2 separate regions of the Homo sapiens genome follow, and region 2 is linked to region 1. The links are chromatin contacts, found by Hi-C or POLR2A ChIA-PET in ENCODE. All regions are on one chromosome and are shown on one strand. Each heading gives the region's core, a stretch centred on a gene start or an enhancer-like site at or near the end of the contact. The rest is flanking DNA. Distances are from core to core; before and after follow the strand shown.

The links. Hi-C counts contacts between places; a loop is a spot of excess contacts on that map. ChIA-PET counts read pairs that join two places held with the same protein, here RNA polymerase II (POLR2A). Pooled maps may share reads with other maps.
Region 2: a map of heart left ventricle shows a loop between it and region 1 (2.3-fold over the local background). The contact joins the promoter of TNFAIP2 here to the promoter of LINC00605 in region 1. A Hi-C loop is called at or near these places in 7 of 168 maps with a recorded cell type or tissue (Caco-2, PC-9, body of pancreas and 4 more) and 11 of 50 pooled maps. POLR2A ChIA-PET finds 5 or more read pairs at or near these places in 4 of 52 experiments (AG04450, H1, HEK293 and 1 more).

What each region holds. Positions count from the first base shown.
Region 1 is chr14:103,184,130-103,190,277 of GRCh38, forward strand. It overlaps LINC00605 (long intergenic non-protein coding RNA 605), which reads right to left and starts at 4,899. Exons shown (of 3, transcript NR_033938.1): 1 at 4,463-4,899; 2 at 4,248-4,318; 3 at 3,092-4,141. It also overlaps the pseudogene GCSHP2. RefSeq lists a silencer at 4,968-5,017.
Region 2 is chr14:103,120,868-103,127,015 of GRCh38, forward strand. It overlaps TNFAIP2 (TNF alpha induced protein 2), which reads left to right and starts at 2,594. Exons shown (of 12, transcript NM_006291.4): 1 at 2,594-3,084; 2 at 5,443-5,825; 3 at 6,138-6,148. The coding sequence starts at 5,591. It overlaps LINC00677 (long intergenic non-protein coding RNA 677), which reads right to left and starts at 2,042. Exons shown (of 2, transcript NR_138038.1): 1 at 1,742-2,042; 2 at 1-164. RefSeq lists enhancers at 1,525-2,057, 2,058-2,591 and silencers at 2,256-2,535, 2,836-2,885.

The DNA of each region.
Region 1 (6,148 bases), core at 3,649-6,148:
CTAGAAAAACAAAAACAAAAACAAACAGTGACCAAAGTGCAGCGTGGAGACCCTCTGCACCCCTCCCTACGAACATGGCACTGAGTGGCGCAGTGTGGGTGGGCTGTGGGCTGCAGCTTGAGCGGGGCCTTGGCACCTGCCATGCCTCACCGGCTGAGGCCTTGGTGGCTGGGGATGGGCACGGTTTGTGCGTGGAACCCGCCCTGCTCTCGGTGCATGAATTCTCGGGGAAACGTGGTTGGAGAACAACAAGAAATGGTATGGGAACCGTGGGAATCAGGCATTTTGCACAGGAAGTATTGGGAGATGTTTTTACTGTAGTCTGCCTGAAGCTGGGACAAAATTGAACAAACAAGATGAATTTGGTGCTTTGGAAAGTGTGAAAGCTGTTCATGAACTCCATTCTCCTTTATCAGGAGAAGTAACTGAAATTAATGAAGCTCTTGCAGAAAATACAGAACTTATTGACAAATCTTGTTATAAAAATGTTTGGCCGATCAAGATGACACTGAGTAACTCTTCAGAACTAGGTGAACTTGGCCGGGCGCAGTGGCTCACACCTGTAATCCCAGCACTTTGAGAGGCTGAGGCAGGTGGATAATCTGAGGTTAGGAGTTTGAGACCAGCCTGGCCAACGTGGCGAAACCCCATCTCCACTAAAATACAAAATTTAGCTGGGCGTGGTGGCAGTTGCCTGTAATCCCAGCTACTCAGGAGGCTGAGGCAAGAGAATCACTTGAACCCAGGAGGCAGAGGTTGCAGTGAGCCAAGATCATGCCACTGCACTCCAGCCTGGGCAACAAGAGCAAAACTGTCTCAAAAAAAAAAAAAAAAAAAAAAAAAAAAGAACTAGATGAACTTATGAGTGAAGAAGCTTATAAAAAATACGGAAAAATCTATTGAGGAGTGAAAATAACCCCTAAATAAACTAGTATGAAATAATTTAAAATATAAAAATAAAAAACAAAATTAATAAAGTAAAAAACAAGTCTTATGCCTGATATATGAACCACACCAAAAGTTCACCAAATTGCACGATGCCGTAATCAGAGACAATCAAACCACAAACCAAGAGGAGCAGTTGACGTTTTCCCTGCTAAAAACAGCTGTTCCAGCAGCCATGGTGCCTGTAGTCCCAGCTACTTGGAAGGCCGAGGCGAGAGGAGTTAAACTTCAGCCTGGGCAACATGATGAGACCTCACTATTTAAAAACAAAAATTGAAAAAGAAACCTAAAAAAGCAGGTTTTCCGAAGACGTTGTTATAAGGCTCCATATAATAATGAGACTCTCACCCTCTCAATGCCATTCTTCATTTGGCAGGATAATGCTATAATTAAAATTTCACAATAAGTAACTGCTATAGGTAACTTGAGAAAACCTGACCTAAAAAAAAAAAAAAAAGAAATCCTTTTAGTCCACCTAGTGGGCAAATTTGGCATTTTCCCTAACACAGTTTTTTGTTCAAATTGTACTGGTGGTCCCTTTTATAAACCTGGCGTTCACAAAGTAGTGATTAATTCGATCCTGTATGAAATACTTCTCAGTGGCTATCACAGGCCTGGCCCAGTCTCCTCCATGGCCTTTTGTTTAATTTGTTGCCCTTAGGCTGGGGCTGTTAGTTCAAAACCACTTCTACGAACTAAGTTTATTATATTGTTGCCAATTTTTTCATTATAATTTTTAAATGTTGTTCTTAGTGCCTGTCTAATCTCAACGAAGCCAACTCTCCTAACAGGATAATACTTGCTCAACACCTCCAGATAATGACTAATGCCTACAAAGCAGATGAAATAAAATGTAATACTGGACTCCAGATGAAACTGCTTTGAGGCCAGGTGCAGTGGTTCACGCCTGCAACCCCAGCACTTTGGGAGGCTGAGGCGGGCAGATCACCTGAAGTCAGGAGTTCAAGACCAGCCTGGCCGACATGGTGAAACCCTGTCTCTACAAAAAAAAAAAAAAAAGAGAGAGAGAGAGAGAGAGGAAAAAAATCAGCTGGGGGTGGTGGCGCATGCCTGTAATTCCAGCTATTCAGGAGGCTGAGGCAGAAGAATCGCATGAAACCAGGAGGCAGAGGTTGCAGTGAGCCAAGATAGTGCCACTGCACTCCAGCCTGGACTACAAGAGCAAAACTACATCTCAAAAAGGAAAGAAAGAAAGAAAGAAAAAAAGTAACTGCTTTGAGACATTTTTTCCTTCTGGCCTCGTTATTACACAAATGTGGCCCAGGTTGCTGACTTAGACCCCGCCATGTTCCCTCCAATGTGGGACAGAGACAGCTGGCACAAGCCCATTACAGCCCCAGGGACAGATAAGCCTGGCTGCAGAACGGCTGGTTAGCGATGCTTTCAGAGAAATATCTTGATCAAAAGAGAAAAATGTAAAGCTAATCACACAAATTGGGTCATTCTTGTCCCACCCAACCAAGGGTCAAGAGGCCAGCGGGAAGGAGCACTCAGGGCACATAGAATTTCTCCAAGAATGTCATTCTCTGTAAGACCGGCTGCTGAAACTGCTGCCACCTGAAACCAGTTTACCTAATGCCTACTAAACAACCTGCTGACACGACTCGTTTTACCCTCTGCCCTCACTCATCAGTCGGAGCTTGCCAGCTCCCCAAACTCACCAGTGCCAATGAGCTTTCTTAAAGAGCAGTAGTAATATTTCTCCTCTTTATAAAACCTCCAGCCTTTCTTCATTCTTTGGACATCCTAAAGACCACTCACGCTACAGATATCCACAAATTACACTTCTTTCCCCAAATAAAACATTTTAATTTTGAGGATTCATCTCTGTATTTAACTTCGACACTGATAACAGGGAAATACGCAGCAAAGACACCTCAACCCCCAGGGGTCCCCTTCTAAGCACTCCCTCCCCCAGTCAGCCCAGACTTCCTAGGGGCGGGGAATGGCTGGGCAGCTCCACCTGTGACAATGGACTCTGCCCCGTCCCTGATCGAAATGACTGACAGCAAGCTCTCCTTCAGGCCTGGCCTCCCCGGAGTTCTCACTTAGCAAATGGCTTTCTAATGAGAGCACAGGAATTTGTCCCTATGTGTGGACTGACAATGAATAAAAGAAGCAGAAATCCATGGTGAACTTTATTTCAGCGAATAGAGGACAAAGATCAGCGACAGCTCCTGTGGGATTCGGGAGATTTGTCAGCCACGTAGGCATAGAAGATGGGAAAATGGGATCCACTTTTTTCCCCTTTGGGGCCAACCTGGCAATTTGTGTGCAAAGCACAGGAATTCCACACAAGGAATTTGGCGTAATAGAAGTAATTAGGGCTGGGCGTGCTGCCTCATGCCTGTAATTCCAGCACTTTGGGAGGCCAATGCAGGAGGATTGCTTGAGCCCAGGAGTTGAAGACCAGCCTGGGTACCATAGCAAGATCCTATCTCTACCAAAACAAAACAAAACAAAACAAATTAGCTGGGTGTAGTAGTGTACACCTGTCTAAAAAAAAAATGTAATTAGTAACAGGAATGCTCCAAACTCAGGAAAAAAAACAAAACAATATTTTTAAACTGCTAAGAAGACCAAAAATTATTTCAAAACCATGAGGTAAAATGACAGAGGTCCTGGTGAGGAGAGGACTTTATCAAGGGTGTAATGGAAGACGCTGGGCATGATTCACATGTTGTGGAGACCCCTGGAGAAGGGGGGCTAGAGTCAGGCAGGGGTGTGAGTGACCCAGGCACAGAAGTGGGGCAGGAGGGACTTGGGACCCTCCTTCTGAAGCTCCCCAGGAGGCTCCTCCTTTTACCTGCCCTTGATCCTGGAGTCCTCTCTGCCAGAGACAGGAGGCCACATGGTTCTCACCACCAGGCTAGTGGACAAATCCCTTTGTTTCCAGGGTGGGCCTGGAAGGGATTAGGTTACTTTCTGGTCCACACCAGAGGCTCCCCTAGAAGGCAGACAGCCCCAGGGACTGACTCAGGGACCCAGAGGCTGGGATGGGGGAGGCCAGGGAGTGAGGCCAGGGCAGGCAGCTGTGGGGGCTGGGCTGGGGAGAGGAAACAGTACTGGGGCAGAGGGGACGCCTGTAATCCCAGCACTTTGGGAGGCCGAGGTGGGAGGCTCATTTCAGCTGAGGAGTTCAAGACCAGCCTGGGCAACATAGCGAGAACGGTTCCTGGGGGAAAAAAAAAAAAGAAAAAAAGCATGAAATACAATGTGTCTATATTGAAATCTGTACTGTAATTGAGATGAAATACTGTGGAAAAACTCAAGGAATTTACCTAAATGCTCCGCAATCTAATTCCAAATACCAATGGTAATTCTCAATACCTAATTAGGAAAACATCACAACCTGCATTTGAAGAAAAGAGTAACGTTCAACTTCTAACGAGGCGTGCGATCATTTCGGCACTTGGAACATGAAACAAAGTCAAAACATTTTCAGGCAAGGTGAATTGCTGATCAAGTATCAGATGTCCAGGTCTGCTCCCCTTACCGTTGCGATTGATTCACCACTACATCTCTTCTGAAAGTACCACACGGTGTGGAATCCTCAACTTAAGTACAAAACACGACGAAACTGATTAGGAAAATCCATTTGTCAACTGTGGGAGGCTCTGGATGTGTAGAGTACCTAGACTGTGGTAACCCCTCCACCCTGCGTGCCTCCATCACATCATCCAGCTGTTCACCTTAAATAAATACAATTTCTATCCATCAATTACACCGCAATAGAGCTGGGGGCCATTTTTTAAAAACTTCCTCTGGCATGCAGCAATTGATAAGAACTTGCAAAGCTGAGAAGGCACCGATTTAAAACTCGCGCCAACGCGGCTGCGCGCCTTGTCCTCCGCCCAGGAACCCTGGAGGCCACGGCCTCGCCCGGCTCCTGCGCTGGCACTGGACGTCCCGCCGGCTGTACCTGGCGCCCCGTGGCCTCGCTCCCGACCGCTGCCCCGCAGAGGCCTCCCGACCGCCGAGGCCCTCGCCACGCCCGGGTGCCCCCAGGGGGCGCCGGCTTCCACCCACAGAGCTCCCCAGGCCTGGGCGGGCGCAGGGAGGGCGCGACCGGGGCGCACCCGCGCGGGAACTTGGCAGAGACTCGCGGGACGTGGCGGGGGCGCCTCAGGAAACGCGCCGCGGGGCTGCGGGGTCGAGGGGAGGGGACTAGTGTGCAGGGGCCACCCTCTCCCCAGCCCCGCCCCCCGAGTCCAGCTCCGCCCCTGATGCGTACCTGGCGGGACTGGGTCCCAGGGGCTCTCCGCGCTCCTTCTGGGGGCGCCACGTCCGGACCTTGTCCCCTGCTGAGGACTACCTCGCGGGCCGGGCGGGGTGAAGGGCGCTGTTAAGAAGGACAGTCCCGGGGAATGAGGGGCGAGGGGGAGAACGGGGTCGCCGGGTCGGGAGAAGATGACAGACGGGGCAGAGTAGAGGCTGCAGAGGGTCGCCCGGAGAGCGCGGGGGTCCCCCCACCAGCATCCCGTCGCCGCTTCCCGTCTGACCCCACCCGCTCCCCGTCCCCGCTTCCCGTCTGACCCCACCCGCTCCCCGTCCTCGCTTCCCGTCGGACCCCACCCGCTCCCCGTCCCCGCTTCCCGTCGGACCCCAGGGCAGGTGGGAACGAAGAAGTGAGTTGGGTCCCCGCTGTGGGCCCTCGCCCTCTCAAGCCGGGCCGTCTCCAGGGCTTCAGGTTGGGGAACGGGCTCCTGTGGCCTCCAGCAGGCTCTTCCACTCGGGGCCTGGGTTTCAACTCAGTCCTCTCCCACCACCTTTTCCATGTGTCTTCAACGCCCTTCTTCAGCCGGGGTGACCCGAACTGCCCAGAGGGCTTGCAGCCTTCAGGGACGCAGTTTCCAGTTTCTGGGCGCCCATATGGACACTCCCCTGAAGCCCGCCTCCCCTTCCCCTGGGAGCAGGGGCCTTGCAGGTTCTCCCACCGCTCACCTTGCACTTGCTTCCTCCGCCTGTACAGGGAAAGGCCCACCCAGCTCAACCCAAAGGCCCAGGGCCCCTTGGTGGAAAACCCCAAGGGGGACAAACAAAAGACCTCTGCAATCTGGTTTAGAGTAGACAAAGCTTCCCTTAAGCAAGTGATCTGTTAGGTTTTGTGTCCCCACCCAAATCTCGTCTGGAATTGTAATCCCCATAATCCCCACGTGTCAAGGGGGAGACCAGATGGAGG
Region 2 (6,148 bases), core at 1,344-3,843, 66 kb before region 1:
TATTTGCAGTACATAGAATAGTCAAGACCACAGAGACGAAAGGTAGAATGGCGGTTGCCAGGGCCCGGAGGAGAGGGAAAGAGGAGTTAGTGCATAGTGGGTAGAGTTTCCGTTTTGCCAGGTGACGATTTCTGCAGGTGGAGGGTGCTGTTGGTTGCACGACCCTGTGAATATACTTAATGCCACTGAACTGTGCACTTAAAAGATTATAAATTGCATTATGTATATTGTACCATAATAATTTTTAAACAGTCAGCTGTCATTGCTCTGGCAGACAGAAGGGAGGGAACATCCCATGTGTCGTAGCCTCTGAGGCCCTGGGTTGCGTGCGAGGAGCTGACCGTGGCTCCTGGCCAGGTGCTGGCACACTCGCCTTCTAGGCTAAATGGAGAGGTCATTGCCAGTCTGCTCCTGTCTGCTGCCCTCCCCACCAGGCAGAGCCCCCTGCTCACTGCCCCTGGCCTGTGCCCTGGGGAGCTGGGGAATGGGACAGCCGCTGGCCACTGGTCACAAACATCGCCACCCAGCATGTGATGCTGGCTTCCTGCTGGGGAGGAGCCGTAGGCTGGCCTTTGGCTCCTCTGGAAGTGCCTGGCCTCTTGGGAACTGCTTTCTGCATCTGCGAGAAGAGGGTAAGGACTGCTCCTGCCCTATGGGCCCCATTGGCTGTCATCCCTTGGGCCTCCATGCTGCCCCATTTTCAGAAGACTTTCCTTGTCTTGAGGACTTCACGTATGTTACCATTGACCCTCATGCCTGAGCTTAGAGAGGGGAAGTGACTGGTGCAGACACAAGTCCAAGGCAGCAGCCTCGTTTCCCAATCCCCAGCCGGTGCTCTGGGCGGGCCACTGCCGTCAGTGGGGGACAAGGGTGGCAGCCCCGCCTCAGCCCTGCAAAGCCCGTGGAGACCAGGGGCTGCCTTCGAGGGGACAGTGGGGCCTAAGGCCTGACAACGCCCTCCTGGCAGATGCAGACTTCCCGAGCAATTTCCCGATCTGCTTGGGAATGGGAGGGGGGGTGAGGGGGTGGGGTGGGGGAACAGAGTCTGGCAGGAGAGGCTTGTGGGGATTGCACAATGAGGCCACAGCAGCCAGCCGTGAAGGCAGCCACCGGCCAGGGCCCCTCAGCCCGTATCCTCATCGCCCCTGTGTGGATGAACTCCATCTGCGCGGTGCCGGTGGAAGGACCCTCCCAGCCCCGGGACACCGCGGCTCTGTGGACTCATCTGAAAAATGTCATCCCTGGAGTCCTAGGAGAGAAGGGGTGGGGTTGGCAGCCTTAACGCCCCATCCTGCATCCTGGCGGCCTCCCGCATCCGCTCCCCCACAGGTTCCCCAGAGACAGGATGATGGATGGCAATCCGAGTGCAAACCTGGCGCTTGGCCAGCACTCTGGAAGAGGAAGTTCTCAGTTCCCAGGGCACCTGAACCCACAGCCGCCCCCACTCCGCTGGCCCCCCTGGTCCTGGAAGACCTGTTACTAGGCTGCAGAAGGGGTGGCGGAGTGATCAGGGGGCGGGGAAAGAGGCCAAACAAAAGAGGGGAGGAGCAGAGGCCCCAGTGAGGCAGGAGGGAAGCCCCTGCCCAGCGGGAAATTCCTAAATGTCTGGGTCCTTTCCAGAGGGCAGGAATTCCTAGCCTAGAGTGTGAAATAAGGAAGGAAGTGAATCTCCAGTGGGTTCCCTTCACAGCCCCTTTCCATCCTCCCCACATGCCCCACCCCCACATCTCCCAAAACAAACCCTGAGAGACGGTGTGGATGGGGAGACAGGCCTGGAAACGGAGGCCTGCGCTGAATGGGCAAAGCCGGGTTGATGATCCAGACGAGGCCCTGGAGTCTGGGCCTTGGGCCCCTCCCCTTCTGCCTGCTCCGGCAGCCTGTGGGTCCAGCCCCAGCCCCAGAGGGGGAAAGGCTCCAGTGGGAGTCCCATAGGCCTGGCTAGGAACCCCACTCCGCTACTTAAAGTGGTGTGAGCCGGGTCAGCCACTTCACCTTTCCGCATTTACGCATTTCAAGCAAGGCTTGACGACCGGAGGGGCTCAAGGCCCTGTGCACAGCCGCGCGGCCAGCACTCTGGCCAGCCTTGTAGCCCCCTTCCCCTTAGGGGGCCTCCTTCAGGAAGCCCCCGTCCCCTGCCTCCTTGTGGCCACGGTGACACCGGAACACTTCAGAGGGGCGGCTGGGGAGTTGGGGTGGGACGGGCTCTCCCGCAGCTGGAGCCGGTGTGTGACGCGGGAACGCGGCCAAGCGCGCCCCATCCAGGCGGCCTATCAGGAGCCGTCGTCGGACAATGGCTCCGCGCCTGACAACCCCGTCGTCCCCGTGCCGTCCCCCGAACTCCACATACCATGCGACGCGCGGCCAGCCCCCCGCCCCTGCCCGGCTGCTGGGAGGAAGTGACAGCGCCCCGCATCCCCCGCTGGGCAGGCCGGGCGCGCCCAGCCCCTGGGACGCAGGGACACAGCCGGGCCGCGCTGGGCCTTGGCCTCCGCCCGCGGGTTTTCCGCGGTTGCGGCGGGGCGGGGAAGGAGGGGCGGGCGGGGCGGGGCTGACTCTGCGACTATTTCAGGCCTTGCGGAACCCGGGCCAGGACAGTGGCGGCCAGGCCGGGACACGGTAAGTGACCTCCGCTTCCACACGTCCATTCCCCGCCGCTCCGCGCGGCTTCTCGCCCGCCCCTACCCCGAGGCCAGGCCGGATTCCCCGAGGAAAGAGCCTGTCGCCGCGGCGGGGACAGGAGGGGGCTGGACGCTTCCAGGGAAACTGAGGCCCTGGCGCGCCCAGCGTCCGCGCGTCCGGGCGCAGAGGGGCCAAGGCTGGCTGAGGGCCCGGGCCTGCCAGAGGCAGGGAGGGCGGGGCTGGGGCAGGCGCAGGGGTCTCCCCTCCATTACAGCAGAAAGGCCCCAGGTCCGGCGTGACTCCCCGGCCGGGCGACACAGGCCGAGTCACTTCCTCGCCCGTGCCCGGGTGTCCTCATCGGGGGATGGGTGCGCCTTCCACATCCTGCCCAGGACTGAAGGAGCCGGGCCCAGCGAGCTCCCGGGAGGTGTGTGGACATCAGCCCTGACGGGGAAGGCGAGCCAGGTCAGTGGACCTGAGGAGAGGCCGGGCAGCAGGAGGCTGGGGGGCGCTGTTGAGCCACTGGCTGTGACCCCTCTACGAGCCTCCCAGCAGGCCCCTTCCTGCCTCAGTGGGCCCAACCAGCGGCAAGGCTCAAAGGAACGCCCCTCCTCCCCTTCTTCCTTTCTGGCTGCACCGGCTCGCTGCTGCCTGCAGGACAGACTCAGGACACAGGAGACTCACCCCCACTGAGGCCCAGCTAGGCGCCCAGCACTTGGCTGTGCGGTTTGGCCACATCCCCTCAGCAGCACTGTGGGGTGGGGGTCCTCATCCCCTTTTCAAAGACGGGGAAACGGCGGCTTGTGAAGGAAGGAGGTGTGCAGTCCACACACTAGTGAGAAGTGTGCTGAGCCCACACCGAAAGCGTTTCTCTTTCCATGGCACCAGCTGCCTCGGAGAGCGGAGACCTGGGGCGAGGCCCAGGGGGCTGCAGCAGGACCTTCAGGCGCTCTGGGTTTCGTGTCACAGAGGGGAGAAGGCGGTGATGCTGTGGGGGTCCTGCGGGAGCTGTGCCTGGAGGTGGGACAGAGCCTAGTACATGTGGGGTGGGACAGGGAAGGCTGAGGTGAGGCTGGCAGGGAGCATTGCTGGTAAGGGCCACCCTCCCCCACCCCAGGAGAATGGCAGAGGTGGGGCCTGGGCACCCAGGGTGGGGCTGAGTGGCCCTGCCAGACAGACCAGCTCCCGCGGGTGCTAGGCATGCACCTGAGAGGGGCTGGGAAGCGAAGTTGGGGCACCGGGTGGGGAGCAGAGGTGCCCCATGGCCTTGCCCCTGGGGCTCCCTGGAGCATGCCCCTCTTGGTCCTGGAGTGGAATGCTCAACCCAAATGGCACTAGGGAGGCCAGTGCCATCCAGGAGTGTGGGACTCTGCCCAGGGCACTGGGTGAGCATGGCAGGGGCTGGGGGTGGGAGGAGCCCAGGCTTCCTGTCCCTCAGGTGGCTCTGGCCAAGCCCCTCCAGGATGGGGACAGGGTAGTGGGGCTGGTGGAGGCAGCGGGGCCATGGGAAGAGTCGGATGGGCCCAGTCTGAGCCTCCATGGCTGCTGTGCTTGGGGCAAACACCTCCTACTCAGCCTCAGTTTCTCCTTCTGGATGGTGGATCATCCTGCCTGCCTTGCAGGGCTGTTTCAGGGGTCACTTGAAGTTACCATGATACATGAGACAAGGCTGCATGCATTTAGTCTTGGGGTGGGGCAGACAGGTGGCATCAAGGTTACAGGTCACCCCAGTTCTTGGGGAGGCCCAGCCCCTGCCTGCTTCCCCCTTTCAGATCAGCCATGCTCTTCTCCAGTGGACCTGGCCTTGCTCTGACAATGGTCAGGTGCTGGGCAGGGACTCTGGGGAAGCTCGGGTCTTGCCTCTCTGGATGTAGCTTGCAGGATAGCTGGGGATGTGGAGGCAGGGGAAAGCTGGGCTCTGGGACCGGGTGGCCTGAGTTCCAAGCCCAAGCTATTGACTATAGGGACAGTTTAAGCCGAAATAACACCCTTCCAGATGAGAGAAAGGAAGAGATGGGATGGGCACCCAGGAAGGCTGCAGAAACTGGAAGCCTTTGTGATGATGCTACGATCCCATTTGGGAGGGGGTGGGAGCCAGGAAGCCTGGGTTCTGGACCCGAGTTGCTGTGTGACTTCAGGCCGCCCTGTGACTTGCTGAGCCCCTTGCCCCAGTGATGTGTGAAAGGCTGTCTGAGGTCCCACCCACTGTGGCTTCTGTAGATCCTGGTCAGGCTCTGCCCCTTTCATGGCCCAGCTGGAGCAGCTGTGTTTCTGTGACCCCACCGCTGGATCAGAACTGGACAAGATGGCAGAGGGGCTGGGTCTGGGCAGGAGGAGGCTGGGTTCCAGTCTCAGGCCGGTTCTGGTGTTCTAGACCCCGGCATGTCCCAGACCTTTCTGGACCTCTGTTCCTGCTCTGTCCAAAGGGACAGAGCCCATGCCCCGCCTCTTCCCTAGGGTCCCGTGGGATCCAGGGAGGTGTCCATTGCCTGCTTCCTGCCCAGAGGGTGGGCTGGCAGGGAAGGATTTGCCCAAGTAAAGTGAAAGTCCCCCTCTGTGTGGCGGGCTTGGCGTCCCCAGCCTCTTCCTTGCTTCTGGGGCTGTGAAGTATTGGAAGGGGAGCTGTAGATGGTGAGATGCTCGTGGCCAGGGAGGAAGCACAGTTGTTGGTGCTCATCTGGGCCAGGAGATGAGCAGAGCCCCGGTGGCTGAATGGGTGAAACAGACTGAGTGTACTCAATGCAGCCAGCATAGCTGTGTGTCCAGCCTGGGAGCCAGGGCCGGTCCATGGTGACCACTGATGCCTTCACCCCCACCCCGCAGGAGCCTGCAGGCCTGAACCAGGGTGATGCTGAAGATGATGACCTTCTTCCAAGGCCTCTAGAGCCATCAGCCTGTGCCAGGCACCCTCGACTTGCCTAGAGGCCCCCAAAAGTTGCAGTCCACATCAGAGGCAGAGTCAGAGGCCTCCATGTCGGAGGCCTCCTCTGAGGACCTGGTGCCACCCCTGGAGGCTGGGGCAGCCCCATATAGGGAGGAGGAAGAGGCGGCGAAGAAGAAGAAGGAGAAGAAGAAGAAGTCCAAAGGCCTGGCCAATGTGTTCTGCGTCTTCACCAAAGGGAAGAAGAAGAAGGGTCAGCCCAGCTCAGCGGAGCCCGAGGACGCAGCCGGGTCCAGGCAGGGGCTGGATGGCCCGCCCCCCACAGGTGCTCTAGGACCCTGGGTTAGAGCTAGTCTGGGGCCTGGACGGGGTTGGCGCTCATCCGCGTGAGTGAGCCACTTGCACAGTGGGCCGGCAAGTGGGGCTGGAAGGCGCGTCTGTCTCCCTGCTTTCACCTGTGCCGCAATCTGGGGGGCTGGGAGGCCTTCAGCCTAGTCAGGGACACCGACATCACCCTTTAGGGTGTTGGCCGCCGGCCCTGTGCGCGTCTAGGGGAGGACGGTCCCGCTTGGCGCTGGCCGCCCCGCCCGGTGGGCGGTGGGCTGGGGCCGGGGCTGACGCGGCTTTCCCGGCGCAGTGGAGGAGCTG